Linked DNA regions of Homo sapiens: region 1 is linked to region 2. A link is an interaction called in ENCODE POLR2A ChIA-PET data of the cell type or tissue named here. Cell type or tissue: CD4-positive, alpha-beta T cell. All regions are shown on one strand.

Region 1 (8,000 bases), 260 kb before region 2:
GGTGGCGCAGAGCCTCTTCGCGTACCTGGAGCACCGGCGGGTGGCGGCGGCGGCGCGGGGGCCGCTGGATGCAGCCACCGCGCGCAGTGTGGCGCTGACCATCTCCGCCTACCAGGAGGACCCCGCGTACCTGCGCCAGTGCCTGGCGTCCGCCCGCGCCCTGCTGTACCCGCGCGCGCGGCTGCGCGTCCTCATGGTGGTGGATGGCAACCGCGCCGAGGACCTCTACATGGTCGACATGTTCCGCGAGGTCTTCGCTGACGAGGACCCCGCCACGTACGTGTGGGACGGCAACTACCACCAGCCCTGGGAACCCGCGGCGGCGGGCGCGGTGGGCGCCGGAGCCTATCGGGAGGTGGAGGCGGAGGATCCTGGGCGGCTGGCAGTGGAGGCGCTGGTGAGGACTCGCAGGTGCGTGTGCGTGGCGCAGCGCTGGGGCGGCAAGCGCGAGGTCATGTACACAGCCTTCAAGGCGCTCGGAGATTCGGTGGACTACGTGCAGGTGAGTAGAGGCGCCTTCAGCCCACTCGTGACCCGAACACCCAAATCCCACTTTCCTGGGGTCTTTCCTTCAATGTACAGATTTGAATGACTCTCTCCCTTTCTTTATTCTTTCATCCATGCAGTGGAGAGATTCTTTCCTTCACTCATTCTTTCATCCATCCATCTATCCCTTTATCCAATATGGAGATCATTCGTTCATTTATTCATTCATTTACCCATTCAATGTAGAGGCATTCTTTCCTTTTTTCATTCACCTACGCATTCCAGGAAGAGACAATTTCACTCATTCTTGACTCATCCATTCATCTATCCATCCATTCAATATAGAGATTCATTTGTTCATTCATCCACTGATTCAGTTATCCATCCATTCAATGTAAAATTAAACCCTTCCAGCCGGCCACTTTGAGAGGCTGAGGTGGGCGGATCACCTGAGGTCAGGAGTTCTAGACTAGCCTGGCCAACATGGTGAAACCCTGTCTCTACTAAAAATACAAAAATTAGCCGAGCATGGTGGCGAATGCCTATAATCCCAGCTACTCGGGAGGCTGAGGGAGGAGAATCTTTTGAACCCGGGAGGCGGAGGGTGCGGTGAGCCGAGATTGCACCATTGCACTCCAGCCTGGGCAACAAGAGCAAAACTCCGTCTCAAATAAATAAATAAATAAAAGTTCTTCCTTACTTCATTCAGTGTAGAAATTCTTTTTCTTTACTCACTCATGGATATACCATCTATCCATCCAATATGGAGATCATTTACTCATTTATTCATTCATTTATCTATTAAATGTGGAGATTTGTTCCCTTTCTTCTTTCCTTCTTCCCTCCTTCCTTTCCCCTCCTTCAGTGTTGAGATTCTTTCATTCAACCACTCAGCCATCTATCTATGTATTCAATATACAGATTAATTTCATTTATTTATCTCATTCATCCATCCCATTTGGTGTAGCAATCTTTTTTTTTTTTTGAGATGGAATCTCACTCCGTTGCCCAGGCTGGAGTGCAATGGTTGAATCTCGGCTCACTGCAACCTCTGTCTCCTGGGTTCAAGTGATTCTCCCACCTCAGCCTCCCCAGTAGCTGGTATTACAGGCACCTGTCATCATGCCTGGCTAATTTTTGTATTTTTGCAGGGACAGGGTTTCACCATGTTGGCTAGGCTGGTCTCAAACTCCTGACCTCAGGTGATCTGCCCACTTCAGCCTCCCAAAGTGCTGGGATTACAGGTGTGAGCCACCACACCTGGCCTGGTGTAGCAATTCTAATGCATTATATTAGTTTTCCATTGCTGCATAACAAGTTACCATATGTTTGGCAGCTTGAACGAAACACATTTATTATCTCATAGTTTCTATGAGCCCAGAGTCAGCACAGCTCAACTGGATCCTTTTTTCAGGATATCACCAGGTTGCAATCAAGGTGTCAGCTGGAGCTGGGTCTTTTTTAAGGCTTGGGGTTATCTTTCAAGCGTATGTATTTGTTGGTTGGCAGAATTCACTTTCTTGCAGCCATAGAACTCATGGTAGCAGTAGCTTGCCTCTTCAAGGCCAGCAAGGAGACTCTCTGACTTCTAGGTCTGCTTTTAAAGGTTCTCCTGACTAGGTCAGGCCCACCCAGGATAATCTCCTTTTGATTAACTTATAGTCAAGAGATTTGGGGACTTAATTACATTGCAAAACCTATTCACCATTTCCATATTAGGTAATATAATCATGGCAGTTATATCCCATAACTTCTGCCATATTCTATTGCTTAGTAGCAAGTTAGGGGTCTCACTCACACACCAGAGGAGATGGTATATGTCTTATTGTTCATGTTCATACAAGGATGTGCATCTTGGAGTACATGTTAAACTGTGACTACACATTGAAAATGACTTTAAAAAATCTCAAAATTATGTTCAGATCGGTTGCAGAGTGCCCCAGCTGCATTGCACCCCTTGATGCCTTCCTCTCAAGCATCAGCCTGATGCAGGGGTCTGTGCTGATCCTGGCCCCTTCCACCTTACAGGTCTGTGACTCGGACACAAGGTTGGACCCCATGGCACTGCTGGAGCTCGTGCGGGTACTGGACGAGGACCCCCGGGTAGGGGCTGTTGGTGGGGACGTGCGGATCCTTAACCCTCTGGACTCCTGGGTCAGCTTCCTAAGCAGCCTGCGATACTGGGTAGCCTTCAATGTGGAGCGGGCTTGTCAGAGCTACTTCCACTGTGTATCCTGCATCAGCGGTCCTCTAGGTAAGCAGGGGCAGAGATTGGGAGGGCTGTGGATGGGGTGGAAAGGGAGAAGGGAAGCCGGATGGGGCTGAGGATGTGACTGGGGTTGGGAACAAAGATGCAGCAGGGCAGGAATTGGGGATGGGATAAAACTGGAAGCTGGCGGTGAGGATGCTGCTTGGGCTCAAGCTGAGTTTGGTGTGGGGAGTGAGGTTGGAAAAAGGATATGGATGACGATTGGGGCTGGGGCTGGGGAAGAAGATGGGATAGGCTTGGAGTCAAAGACAGAGTTGGAGCCAGGTTTGAGGTTGCAGTGGGTTTTGGATGGGGCTGAGAATGGATATGGGATTGGTGATGAGACTGGGGTGGGCAGGTTTGCAGTCACAGTGGGTATAGTTCAATGACAGGCAAGTTGGAGTGCGTATGAGGTTGAGGACAGGATTCGGGCTGGAGATGGGATTGGAGATAGTGCTGAGATTGAGATTATGATGACTGAGGATGGGGTTGGAACTGGAGATGGGGTTGGGGCTGGAAACAGCATTGGAGTTGGTGTTGGTGACAGCAGAGGCTGACACTCTTTCACACCTCCCCTCCACCCAGGCCTATATAGGAATAACCTCTTGCAGCAGTTTCTTGAGGCCTGGTACAACCAGAAGTTCCTGGGTACCCACTGTACTTTTGGGGATGACCGGCACCTCACCAACCGCATGCTCAGCATGGGTTATGCTACCAAGTAAGCTGAGGGGACCAGGTGGTCGGGTATGTGTGGAGGCCAATGAATATCCTAGCGTGTGTGCATGCTGAGAGTTCTCCAAATCCAAAGTAACTCACCAGACAATGGGCTCTATCAAGTGAGACTTTAGAGGAGAGAGGAGGATACCATAATGGGCAGAGGGGCCATTTGCATTGAGCCAATGGACTCTACCAAGTGAGATATTAGGGAAGAGGGGAAGATACTATAAGGGACAAGGCTGGCATTTGCATTGAACCATGGAATGCGGTGAACTCTACCAAGAGAGGCAAGGTGAGGGTAGAGAATTCCACCTAGAATTGAGATAGGGTGAGTTGGTTCTGTCATGGAGACCAAGGTAGCACAGTGGGGAGTGAAGTAGGAAGGGCAAGAGACAAATGGATAGAGTGGGATCTAACTAGTGAGAGAGCCACGGAGAAAGAAACAAGTGAGAGAAGAGGAGCACCTGAACTCTAGTAAGTTCTTCAAGAGAAGACAAGTAATTCCATGAGACTCAGGGGAGGATGATCTAGACCAAGTGAAGTTCAGGGGAGAGTGATTTCTGCAAAGCCAGGTCCACTGAAATACCCAGAGGAAACTTGGGATAATCCAGGGGAATCCATGCATTAATTCACTCAACAAATATTCACTAGGTGCCTAGAATGTTTAAGCTGCGGGGATACAGCAATAGGCAGACAGGACACCAATTGATTACATCAGTTGGGGAGACACACAAGAAATAAATAAGTAGAACATACAGTATGTTCATGATATGTGTTATGGAGATAAATAATGCCGGGCAAGGGTGGTGGATAGGAAGTTTTGGGGTTGGGGGTGAAGTGTTAAGTGGAGTGCCTGAGGTAGGATGGGGCTCAAGGCTGAGAATAGTGTGGCTGGAGCACTGAACTGGGGGAGTATTAGGAGAGCAGGATGGAGAGTTAAGGAGTGGTCCACTCATGAAAGGCTTATAGGTCTAAGGACTCTGACTAAGATGAGGGAGCCATGGGAGGGTTTTAAGCAGAGAAGTGACACGTTGTAATGGGATCCCTCTGGCAGCCGTTTTGGGTACAGACTACAAAAGGCAAGGTCGGAAGCAGGGAGGCCACTGAGGATGCCAAGTGACACAGGGGAAGGAGTCTGGACACTGTCAAGTAATGCCCAGGATTCTCCTCTTGTGTGGGCTTGGCTGGAAACCATGCAGGGATTGATTAATGATGTCTGCCACAAAACAGGAAGGAGGCCTGATGGTTCCCTTGAGAAGTTCTAATACATAGACTACCCTGGGTAGCAACCACACCCATCTTGCTCCTCCCTATAGGGCCTGCCAGTAATAGTAAGCATGGTAGTATTAGTAATATGTTAGTGATAGTATTAGTAATAGTGTCAGTAACCAACATGATATTAGTAACAGCAATAGTAATGGTAACAGCAATAGTCATAGTAAAAACGGTAGTAGCTAACATTTATTGAGCAAATACTATCTACTGGTCCTAAGCACTTGGCGTTTAATTTCATTCAATCCTTACAGTATCCTTGTCTTATGAGAGCCTTTTTTTTTTTCTTAGATAGAGTCTTGCTGTGTTGCTCAGGCTCAGGCTGGAGTGCAGGGGCACGATCATGGCTCACTGCAGCCTCAAACTCCTGAGCTCAAGTGATTCCCCCATCTCAGCCTCCCAAATAGCTGGGACTACAGGCCACCACGCCCGGCTAATTTTTTTTTTTTTTTTTTTTTTTTAGAGATGGGGTCTCACTATGTTGCCTAGGCTGATCTCAAACTCTTAGCCTCAAGTGATCCCCCTACCTCAGCCTCCTAAAGTGCTGGGATTACAGGCATGAGCCATTGCATCCCACCCATTGGTGCTTATTTATTTATTTATTTATTTATTTAGTAGAGATGGGGTCTTGCTATGTTGCCCAGGCTGGTCTTGAACTCCTTATCCCTCAGCCTCCCAAAGTGCTGGGATTACAGGAGTGAGCCACCGCGTCCAGGCCTAGGAACCATTATCCACCCTATTCTACACATGAGAACACTGAGGCCTAGAGAGGTTAAGAAACTCGCCCCCAGTGGCCGTCCACAGTGGTCATTTCTGCCTCCAGAATCCTGCCCAGGCCCCAGGGAGCACGCGATGATGCCCTCATTCCTCGCCCCCGTGCAGGTACACCTCCAGGTCCCGCTGCTACTCAGAGACGCCCTCGTCCTTCCTGCGGTGGCTGAGCCAGCAGACACGCTGGTCCAAGTCGTACTTCCGTGAGTGGCTGTACAACGCGCTCTGGTGGCACCGGCACCATGCGTGGATGACCTACGAGGCGGTGGTCTCCGGCCTGTTCCCCTTCTTCGTGGCGGCCACTGTGCTGCGTCTGTTCTACGCGGGCCGCCCTTGGGCGCTGCTGTGGGTGCTGCTGTGCGTGCAGGGCGTGGCACTGGCCAAGGCGGCCTTCGCGGCCTGGCTGCGGGGCTGCCTGCGCATGGTGCTTCTGTCGCTCTACGCGCCCCTCTACATGTGTGGCCTCCTGCCTGCCAAGTTCCTGGCGCTAGTCACCATGAACCAGAGTGGCTGGGGCACCTCGGGCCGGCGGAAGCTGGCCGCTAACTACGTCCCTCTGCTGCCCCTGGCGCTCTGGGCGCTGCTGCTGCTTGGGGGCCTGGTCCGCAGCGTAGCACACGAGGCCAGGGCCGACTGGAGCGGCCCTTCCCGCGCAGCCGAGGCCTACCACTTGGCCGCGGGGGCCGGCGCCTACGTGGGCTACTGGGTGGCCATGTTGACGCTGTACTGGGTGGGCGTGCGGAGGCTTTGCCGGCGGCGGACCGGGGGCTACCGCGTCCAGGTGTGAGTCCAGCCACGCGGATGCCGCCTCAAGGGTCTTCAGGGGAGGCCAGAGGAGAGCTGCTGGGCCCCGAGCCACGAACTTGCTGGGTGGTTCTCTGGGCCTCAGTTTCCCTCCTCTGCAAAACGAGGGGGTCAGCCCAAGATTCTTCAGTCTGGACTATATTGGGACTGGGACTTCTGGGTCTCCAGGGAGGGTATTTATTGGTCAGGGTGTGGGATCTGAGGAGTGGAGGGAAAGGGTCCTGCTTTCTCCTCGTTCTTATTTAATCTCCATTTCTACTGTGTGATCAGGATGTAATAAAGAATTTTATTTATTTTCCCCCAGCCTCCACCTTTTTGAGAACTAAGGGGAATGGATGATTGAGAATTGGGGACGCTGGGCTCAGTGCTGGGTGCTAGCCGTTTGAACCTGGACAAGACACTCTCCTTCCTTGGAACCTGGGGTTCCCTCTTTTGAAAACAGGGATTATTAATCCCCTGGGGCAGGGTTGGTGTGAGGGTTAAATTACTCAACTCATTCACGGGTACTTACCAAGCACCTGCCACCTGCCGCACACTGGCAGGTACTGCAGATGGTGCTTTTGTCTCTGGTCCGTCTACTTAGAAGGGTAACACATCCCTTTTCTCCTCAAACCTCCAGCACCTCCTCCCCTCCCTCTTAGCTGGCTTCCTATCTCACTGAGAAAATAGGGGTTAAAAAAGAAAACTTCTGCTGGAGTCCCCATCTCCACGTCTTCCCACTCACTTGCCCCTGTGTCCATACACTCCACCTTCTTCCTGTTGCTGAGGGTGACCTGTCTGTGCTCCAAGCCAGTGCCAACCTCTTCCATCAGGGCACCAGACCCTATGTCCTCTTTGTCTGCTCAAAGACTTCACTCCAGCAGTTCTTCCCACCTGATCCTCCGTCAGTTCTCCTTTCGCTTCGGAGCCTTTCCCATCAGCATCTGAACATATTGTTACTCTCCCACTTTTAAGACCCCCACTCTTGACCTCAGTTTCCCTGTAAACAACTGTTCCATTTCTATTTCGGTTAATAGCAAATTTCCTTGGGAGAGTTGTCCATATTTGTCTCCAATTTATCTCGCACAGAGTTCACTCACTCAAAGTGTACAATTTGGCTGAGCGCGGTGGCTCACACCTGTAATCCCAGCACTTTGGGAGGCCGAGGCAGGGAGACCACTTGAGGTCACGAGTTCGAGACCAGCGTGGCCAACATGGTGAAACCCCATCTCTACTAAAAATACAAAAAAAATTAGCCAGGCATGGTGGCATGTGCCTGTAATCCCAGCTACTCAGGAGGCTGAGGCAGGACAATCGCTTGAACCTGGGAGGCAGAGGTTTCAGTGAGCTGAGATCGTGCCACTGCACTCCAGCCTGGGTGACAGAATGAGACTCCATCTAAAAAAAAGAAGTGTACAAGTCAATGGTTTTTAGTTAAGTTTACAGGTTTGCACAGCCACCACCATAATCTAATTTTAGAACATTTTCATCACCCCACAAAAGGAACCCCATATCCATTGGCAGCTCACTTCTCCTTTCTCACCCCTTTATCCCCCTAAGACCTGGGCAGCTGCTCATCTGCTTTCTCTTTATAGATTTACCTATTCTGGCTATTTCATATCAATGCAATCCTGCAGTATGTGCTTTTTTTTGTGACTTCCTTCATTTAGCATATCAAGGTTCATCCATGTTGTTGCATGTATCACTGATTCATTCCTTTTTA
Region 2 (8,000 bases):
GCCGCCGCACTAGGATACAGGCGCACTGCGGGCAGAATTTTGGCCGTTTTTTTCTCGCCGCTGTTTCCCCCACGGCCTTTGGCTGCGCCCTGCTCGCTGCTCTGGGATGAACTTGCCTTTCAGGCAGCCCTGCCCATCTCTCACCTCCCAGCTCACCTGTCCCACCTGCCCGCGGATCCTCACCCTCTCCGCTGGGCTCCCACAGCCCCGTCCTCCCCGCTGGCTCAGCCCGGACCCCGCCAGGCTGTGCCCGCCTCTGTCTCCCCTGCCCGTGGCCGGTGCCCCTCCAGGCTCCGCCTCGCCCAGCCCAGACGCCCAGGCGGCTCCGCCCCATAGATGGGAGGCAACTGCCCAGGGTGCAGGGGCAGCGAGGGGCTGCGGCTGAGAGCCCTGCCCGGTCCTGGGGAGGGAGGGAGAGTGTGGGTGGAGGGGGCAGCCCTGCAGATGTCAGAGACAGGGCGGCAGCAGCACAGGTTTCCTCTGGTGAGGAGCCCTTCCCTTCCCTTTTCTCCTTCCATCCTCTGAGCATCCCATGTTACAGGCTGTCCCAGACCCCTGTGGGACTCTGCATCCACCGCGGTCCACACCGGGCTGTGCTCACAGGAACACATCGAATCCTCTCGACCACTCCATGGACTCTCTTGCCAGGGCCGCCTTGAGAAAGGAACACAGACCGAGTGGCTTCACCAACGCCTTTGTTTTCCCACCCTTCTGGAGGCTGGAAGTCTGAGACCAAGCTGTGGTCAGCGTTGCTTCCTTCTGAGGCCTCTCGGTGGCTTGCGGGTGGCATCTTCTCCCTGTGTCCCACGTGGTCTTTCTCCCGAGTATGTCGCTGTCCTAATCACACCTTTTTTTTTTTTTTTTTTTTTTTTTTGAGACAGAGCCTCACTCTGTCGCCCAGGCTGGAGTGCAGTGGCACCATTTTGGCTCACGGCAGCCACCGTCTCCCGGGTTCAAGCAATTCTTCCGCCTCAGCATCTGGAGTAGCTGGGATTACAGGCACATGCCACCACGTCTGGATAATTTTTGTATTTTTAGTAGAGACGGGGTTTCACCATGCTGGTCAAGCTGGTCTCCAACTCCTGACCTCAAGTCATCTGCCCGTGTCGGTCTCCGGAAGTGCTGGGATTACAGGCCTGAGCCACCACACTCCACCCCTAATCACCCCTTCTAATAAAGACACAGCTCATGTAGGATGAGAGCTAACAACTTCATTTTAACTTAGTCACCTTTTTATAAGTCCTCGTCTCCAAATATGGTCACTTTCTGAGGTGCTGGGGGTTAGGACTTCAGCATAGGAATTTGTAGGGGACACAGTTCATCCCTGACACCCCGTAAGTGTTGACATCCGACGATGCACAGTGCAGGTAAGCCCCCTCCCAAGACAGCACCGTGGGTTTTACAGAGCCCAGCTCAAGCCAGCAGCCATCCAGCTACAGAGCCTGTACCCCTGAACTCTCTCTGTGAGGCCTCAGCTGAGGAAGCCCCAGAGCAGTGTGGACCACCAGGAGCTCCTTACTGAGGGCAGGACTCCGAGTGACCCCTGAGAATGGTTAGGGCCAGACACGTGGATGCTTCGGGCCTGCCCAGGGACACAGAGCATGTTGGCCATGCCTGAGTCTGCAGAGAACGTCGCCTCCTCGAGCTGGGTTCTCCCTCAGGCTGAGGGGTGGGTGCTGTGATCCCTCCAGGGGACAGATGAGGAGACTGAGACTTGGAGGGAGAGGGCCCAGGACCCTCACACTCCAGAGCCAGGGCCTCCCCTAGCATCTTGGGCTCAGCCTTGCTCCCCATGCTGGGCTCACAGGGCCTCGGCTGTGCAGTCACCACCAGGCATGCTGGGCAGGGGGCACTGAGAAGGTTAGGAAGGCTGGGGACCACCTGTGGGGCCGCATGCTCACAGCACCTCAGAGTCCTGGTCCCGTCCACTCTGCCCGAGTATACCTGAGACCGCACCTTCTAGCTGCACAGGGCCCTCGGGGTTCCACAAGCCCTGCCTGTGTTTCAAGCATCACAGCCCTTACTAACAGGAGCTGGGGTGGCCCAGGGCTCCTCTGCCCCCTCGTTCATTAGGGAACTTCCCAAGGAAGGAGACAGAGTCTGTCACACTCTCCCCTTTGCCTCCATCCCCCTGAAAGGAGGAGATGCTCCTGATGTGGTGATTGTGCTCATTCATTAAACATCACCTCTCCCGCCTCGGGGGACCCCTCCCCATCTCTCATGCCTCGTGGTTCCTCCGCCAGCCCCTCCTGAGTCCCAGCTCTGGCAGGACTGACCCTCCCGAGCACCTAGAAGCTGTAATGGACAGGCAGTGCCTGCTTCCCTGGTGTGGACAGTGCTGTGGGAGGGAAAGGCTGTGGGCAGAGAGCCTGCAGCTGTGGGTCGGGGCCTCCCTGCTGTGTGTGGCCCACACTGAAGACCCATCCGGAGAGTAGAAATGGCCACTCCCCAGGAGCCCTGACAGCTCTGGCAGTGTCGGGGCCAAGGTCCTCTTTTGTGGTCAGTTATTTTTCTGATCTTACCCCCAGGCTTCCTGTGGGGCCCTTCTAGGGCCCTGCGACACCAAGGCTCACCCTAAAGAAGCTCACGCTGCAATAGCTGCTGCCCCTGCTGTGGGCAGGAGAATGGGCCTCAGGGAGAGGAACCATGGGGCTGGGCTGGGCTGACCCTCATTTCCCCACAGGGGATCTGGCTCAGGATATGAGATCCCGGCAGGAAGCCCCAGAGTTGGTGCAGGTGCAGGAGGGTTTCTGTGACTACGCACTGCTCCATCTTCCACCCCTGTGGGTACCTGTCTGACTCCAGCCCTGTCCAAGGCTACTGTCCCAGAAAGGGGACATTTCCATCAGGATCCTCAAGTGGCTGGAAGCAATCTAGTTGGAAAAGAGCAGGAGGAGACCCAGAGCCAATTCCACCTGCTTCAGACCCCAGGCCAGCACCTGCTTTCTGGACGTCAGAGACACACAGAGGCGAGATGCAGGGACAGACCTCTTTAGGGAGAAAAGGGAGATCTATGTGAATGTAATTACAGAAATGCTCTATGTGCATGTGAAGGGTAAGGAATGAGGTTATGAAAGGACACACGAATGGGGGTTCCCAGGGCAGTGAAGCTGACACATCAAATTAACTGTCACACTGCCCAAGGAGGCAGTGCTCAGCTCATACACAGAAACACACAGGTACACACAGACACTCCCTCTCCCTCACACACAGGGTCTCTCTCTCTCTGTCTCTCTCTCTCTCTCAATCACACACACACACACACACACACACACACACACACACACACCCAAGCATTGGGCATTCTGGGTACTGAGATGCGCTGTGTCCTTCCCTTTGCCCTGGGAAGCTGGGTCTCCCCTGAAAAGGTGAATGGCGCTAGTTGTCAGGTCAAAGAGACCCTGGGACATCGTCTTAGGATGAGAGAACTATTTGGGATGCCATTTTATGGATCCCTTGCCTGTCACTGTATGTGTCTCTCTGGGCCACCTGTGTCCATGTGGGTCACCAATCCCCATGTCAGGATTCAATGATTCTCTGCTCCCTAAGGCATAGCCCGTGGTGTCCCACACGCCCTCCTTGCCGTCCAGCAGGTGAACAAGTGAGCGGCTATCGTGTCTCCCTATGAGATGGGCCAGTGGTCAGCGTCAATATGTGAGAGCTGCAACAGCTCCTGCCCCTACACGGACCCCTCAGGGCTGCTGCTCCAACTTCCCCCTTCCCTTGTGGTGAACTTTGTCCAGGAAGCAAACAGGGAAGGGGATTCTGGGAATTGTAGTTCCAGCCTGGCTAAGTTGCTGGAGAGCAAGGCCTGCACAGGAGTCTTCACTGAAGGCTTCAATTACCACTTGGGGACCATGGAAAAGACCTGTGCCATGGCTCGGCCCTTCTGACTATTGAGATACTGCAGCTGTCTCTACTGGGCAAGGATAGGAGGCCCAGGAGGGGGAAATGGCTGCAGAATGAGATACCAGCTACAAATGCAAGCATTGGTGATGGGGGTGGGAGTCGGCTATGCACACCCAAGCCCTGCACCTTCCCTTCTCAATTATCACAGCCGAATGATCTACTCCAGGTTATAAGTAATGAGGGGAAGATAGGAGACGGGCAGATCCATGAAGCTGAGTGGAAGAAAGTAGAGTTTGATTTTCTGTGTATACAAAGTCTTCAGAAAAACGTGCAAAAGCTTAGTAAATGCAGCCTGCTCAGATAATAAAACTATATAGAAAAGCATTGAGGCAATTTGCACCAAAGTGAGGCTAGGGGATCGTTTGGGAGGGAGTGGGGTGTGGCCAATAAGAAGGAGAAACAAATGAGCAGCGCTGGGGACTTTGTCAATGTGCCATTTCTAGGAGGGGGCTCGTTGTATGTAAATCACTGAGGTCTTCTTTGGGGGTTGTTTTTATCTATATTTCTTATATTTACCCCCCAAAAAATGTTTCAAGAAAATTGACCTGAGTCTAAGGAGGCTCCGCCTCCCAGGATCCCCCTTAACTTCTTCCCAGCCCCCAGCCACACAGTTTAAAATAATCTGTTGAGGCCAGGCACGGTGGCTCACACCTGTAATCCCAGCACTTTGGGAGGCTGAGGTGGGTGGATCATGAGGTCAGGAGATCCAGACCATCCTGGTCGACATGGTGAAACCCCGGCTCTACTAAAAATACAAAAATTAGCTGGATGTGGTGGCGTATGCCTGTAATCCTAGCTACTTGGGAGGCTGAGGCAGGAGAATCGCTTGAACCAGGGAGTCAGAGGTTGCAGTGAGCCGGGATCGCGCCACTGCACTCCAGCCTGGCGACAGAGAGAGACTCCGTCTCAAATAATAATAATAATAATAATAATAATAATCATCATCATCATCATCATCATCATCATCATCTGTTGAATTCAGGTGCACATTTCTTCTCTCAAGAAATCCTGCCCATCGCTGAAGGTGCACACCCCAGGGCTGGTGTCCTCGTTCCATGACACCTGTTCACCTGGACCCCTGGAAGCAGAGCCTGCAGGAGCAAAGCCCCAGGGCTGACAGACCCCGCCTGCTGTGCAGTAACCAGGGGAAGTGTGGCTGAGTAAGATACGGGTGGTGAAGAAACCCATTCTGATACCCAGATAGCTGCAACAAAGGGAGAAGTGTGTGCCCTTTTCAAATTGACCCTTTCCCTTCTGACATTTCTCCCTTCCAAACCCCACAGTACAACAGTTACAGCCTCAGTTTCCCAGGCCTCCTGCGAGCCAGGCTTCCCCCCGCCCCCCGTCCTTCGTGTGTATCAACATGCAGAATCCTCACCTCCACAGCCCCGTGTCCCTCTGCTCAGGCCTCCTGAGACTGAACCCCTGACCTAGGGGAGAACGACCCCACCTTGCCTGTGCCCCCCACTGAAGCTCCCGTCCTGGGGAGCTCAGACGTCAGGAGCCTCCGTGTCTCCCCTCTGCACAGTGACTCCTTGAGGACAGTGTCTGGCTCTGCTCTGTTGACCTCGTTGTGTAAAGAGGAGGTGCCCACTTCGTTGCTGCTGAGAGAGGGAGGAGAGGCTGCCTGCTCACCTCACCTGCACCCCAGTCTCTCATGGCCCTGAGTTCCACCTTTGGCTGGTATGACCTCCACAAACAGTGACAGCCCCGGGGGTGATTCAGGGGTCTGGCCAGATGGGACCCAATTTCACCTTGCAGAAAATGTTACCCAAATGGAAGGGCAAGTCCGGGAAGCAAGAAAGAGGTTGGGCCCTGCATAGGGTGGGAATCTGGATGAGTTTCTCACCCTCTCTGGCCTCAGGGTTCCCAGGAGTGGAAATGGGGTGGTGGACAGTGGATCTCCCAGGACTGACCCGGCCCTGACAGTGTCTGTGTGTGAAGTTCCTCCTCTGAGGAGGTCACTTTTCTGACTTCACCCCCAACCTCCTGCGGGACCTCCCCTAAGTCTTGAGACCTCAGTTTCTGAGAGAAGAACCCTGAGGAACAGACGTTCCCTGGCGGCCCTGGCGCCTTCAAACCCAGACATGCTGCTGCTGCTGCTGCTGCTGCCCCTGCTCTGGGGGACAAAGGGGATGGAGGGAGACAGACAATATGGGGATGGTTACTTGCTGCAAGTGCAGGAGCTGGTGACGGTGCAGGAGGGCCTGTGTGTCCATGTGCCCTGCTCCTTCTCCTACCCCCAGGATGGCTGGACTGACTCTGACCCAGTTCATGGCTACTGGTTCCGGGCAGGAGACAGACCATACCAAGACGCTCCAGTGGCCACAAACAACCCAGACAGAGAAGTGCAGGCAGAGACCCAGGGCCGATTCCAACTCCTTGGGGACATTTGGAGCAACGACTGCTCCCTGAGCATCAGAGACGCCAGGAAGAGGGATAAGGGGTCATATTTCTTTCGGCTAGAGAGAGGAAGCATGAAATGGAGTTACAAATCACAGTTGAATTACAAAACTAAGCAGCTGTCTGTGTTTGTGACAGGTAAGGCACGGGCTCCAGCACAGGCCACAGGGGAAGGTCATGAGGGGCTGAAAGGCAGGGCTGGGATGGGGCCTGGGAGGGGGTTGGGATTGAAATAAGTCGGTCTCCGGGGAGGAGCTGGACCAGAGCTTGAGCTTCCTCCAGGGCTGCACCTGAAATACCTCCTCCTGATCCTGTGTCCCCATCTTCACCAGCCCTGACCCATAGGCCTGACATCCTCATCCTAGGGACCCTAGAGTCTGGCCACTCCAGGAACCTGACCTGCTCTGTGCCCTGGGCCTGTAAGCAGGGGACACCCCCCATGATCTCCTGGATTGGGGCCTCCGTGTCCTCCCCGGGCCCCACTACTGCCCGCTCCTCAGTGCTCACCCTTACCCCAAAGCCCCAGGACCACGGCACCAGCCTCACCTGTCAGGTGACCTTGCCTGGGACAGGTGTGACCACGACCAGTACCGTCCGCCTCGATGTGTCCTGTGAGTGCTGGACCAAGATGCCCAGGTCCCTCATGGGTTGGGAGGTGTTCCTGAGGGCAGGGGATGGGGTTCAAGCCTGGACACTGGGTTCTGGGTCCCAGAATCTGGGCTGGGAGTGGGGTCAGGAGAATGCCGACTCCATTTTCCCTGTATTTGCAGCTCCTGGGAAGACAGGGCCAATGTCCCCAGTCCTTATAGTAATGTGGGTCTTCATGTCTTTCTGTCCCAGACCCTCCTTGGAACTTGACCATGACTGTCTTCCAAGGAGATGCCACAGGTAGGACAGAGCCCCCTCCCTGGGGTTGGGGGAGCAGGGCCTTCAGCTCAGGATGGGGCTGGGTCTCTCCTCATCCTGGAATCACTTTGGGAAACAGAGCTGCCACTGTGCGTGAGCCCAGGGCACAAGAGCCCACATCTCCAGCCCGCGTGACCATCTGAGCCCCTGTCCCCATCCTGTCCCTGCTCCCCTTAGACTCCTCCACACACCCCTTCCTTGGCCCCACAGCAAGGACAGGGTGACATTCACACAGCTGGATCAGACTCCCAATTTTTTTGGTTTTTGTTCGTTTTTATTTTGGGACCAGACTTTCAAGTTTCTTGTCAGGCATCTCCTGAATACTTCCTCTGTCTGATCTTTCTGTTTTCCCAGTAGTTTCGATCTAAGTACTTCTGCCCAGATGATACAGTCACATGGGCAGAAATTCAAAATGCACAGCAAAGTCTGTCCTCCAGTGCCCATCCCCCTCCACGGAACTGACCAGCGTCCGTCCAGGCTGCCCTGAGTCTTGGTTTGTGCACCTGGAGGATCTCAGAGGTGGTTTGACATCGTAGTGAGACTGTCCACCCCGTCCTCTAGGACCGTGTGTGATTTCACTGCACAGATGGACTCTGACTTTGTGGCATCCCTTAAGGAAAATCATGGCACAAATATCCTTCCGCAGAAACTGTGCAGTGGATAGTCTTGTATCTACTTCCACAGGAATATCTAAGTGTATGGGATAAATTCCTAAAAGCAAAATATACCAGTGTCGTATGTTGTTTCTAATTTTGAAAGATGCAGTGAAGTTGTTCTCAATT

Evidence for each region. ChIA-PET counts read pairs that join two places held together with the same protein. Peaks named below come from ENCODE experiments on the same cell type or tissue, not always from the same donor. Only the 100,000 strongest peaks of a DNase experiment are listed, where the experiment ranks them.
Region 1: POLR2A ChIA-PET joins it to region 2 with 17 read pairs; 3 of 35 experiments call an interaction of 5 or more read pairs at or near these places.

Annotation. Positions count from the first base shown.
Region 1 is chr19:51,711,708-51,719,707 of GRCh38, reverse strand. It overlaps HAS1 (hyaluronan synthase 1), which reads left to right. Exons shown (of 5, transcript NM_001297436.2): 2 at 1-502; 3 at 2,515-2,740; 4 at 3,320-3,452; 5 at 5,606-6,596. The coding sequence ends at 6,281. It also overlaps a transcript of SPACA6 not described here. Among named protein-coding and RNA genes, the nearest start is that of HAS1, 8.3 kb to the left of the region's middle. In CD4-positive, alpha-beta T cell, no CTCF peak of the experiment used is centred here; no DNase peak of the experiment used is centred here; H3K27me3 peaks cover 1,512 bases.
Region 2 is chr19:51,456,384-51,464,383 of GRCh38, reverse strand. It overlaps SIGLEC8 (sialic acid binding Ig like lectin 8), which reads left to right and starts at 5,930. Exons shown (of 7, transcript NM_014442.3): 1 at 5,930-6,450; 2 at 6,645-6,923; 3 at 7,153-7,200. The coding sequence starts at 5,997. It also overlaps the pseudogene SIGLEC25P. RefSeq lists an enhancer at 419-1,167. In CD4-positive, alpha-beta T cell, no CTCF peak of the experiment used is centred here; a DNase peak (open chromatin) is centred at 3,093; H3K27me3 peaks cover 1,647 bases.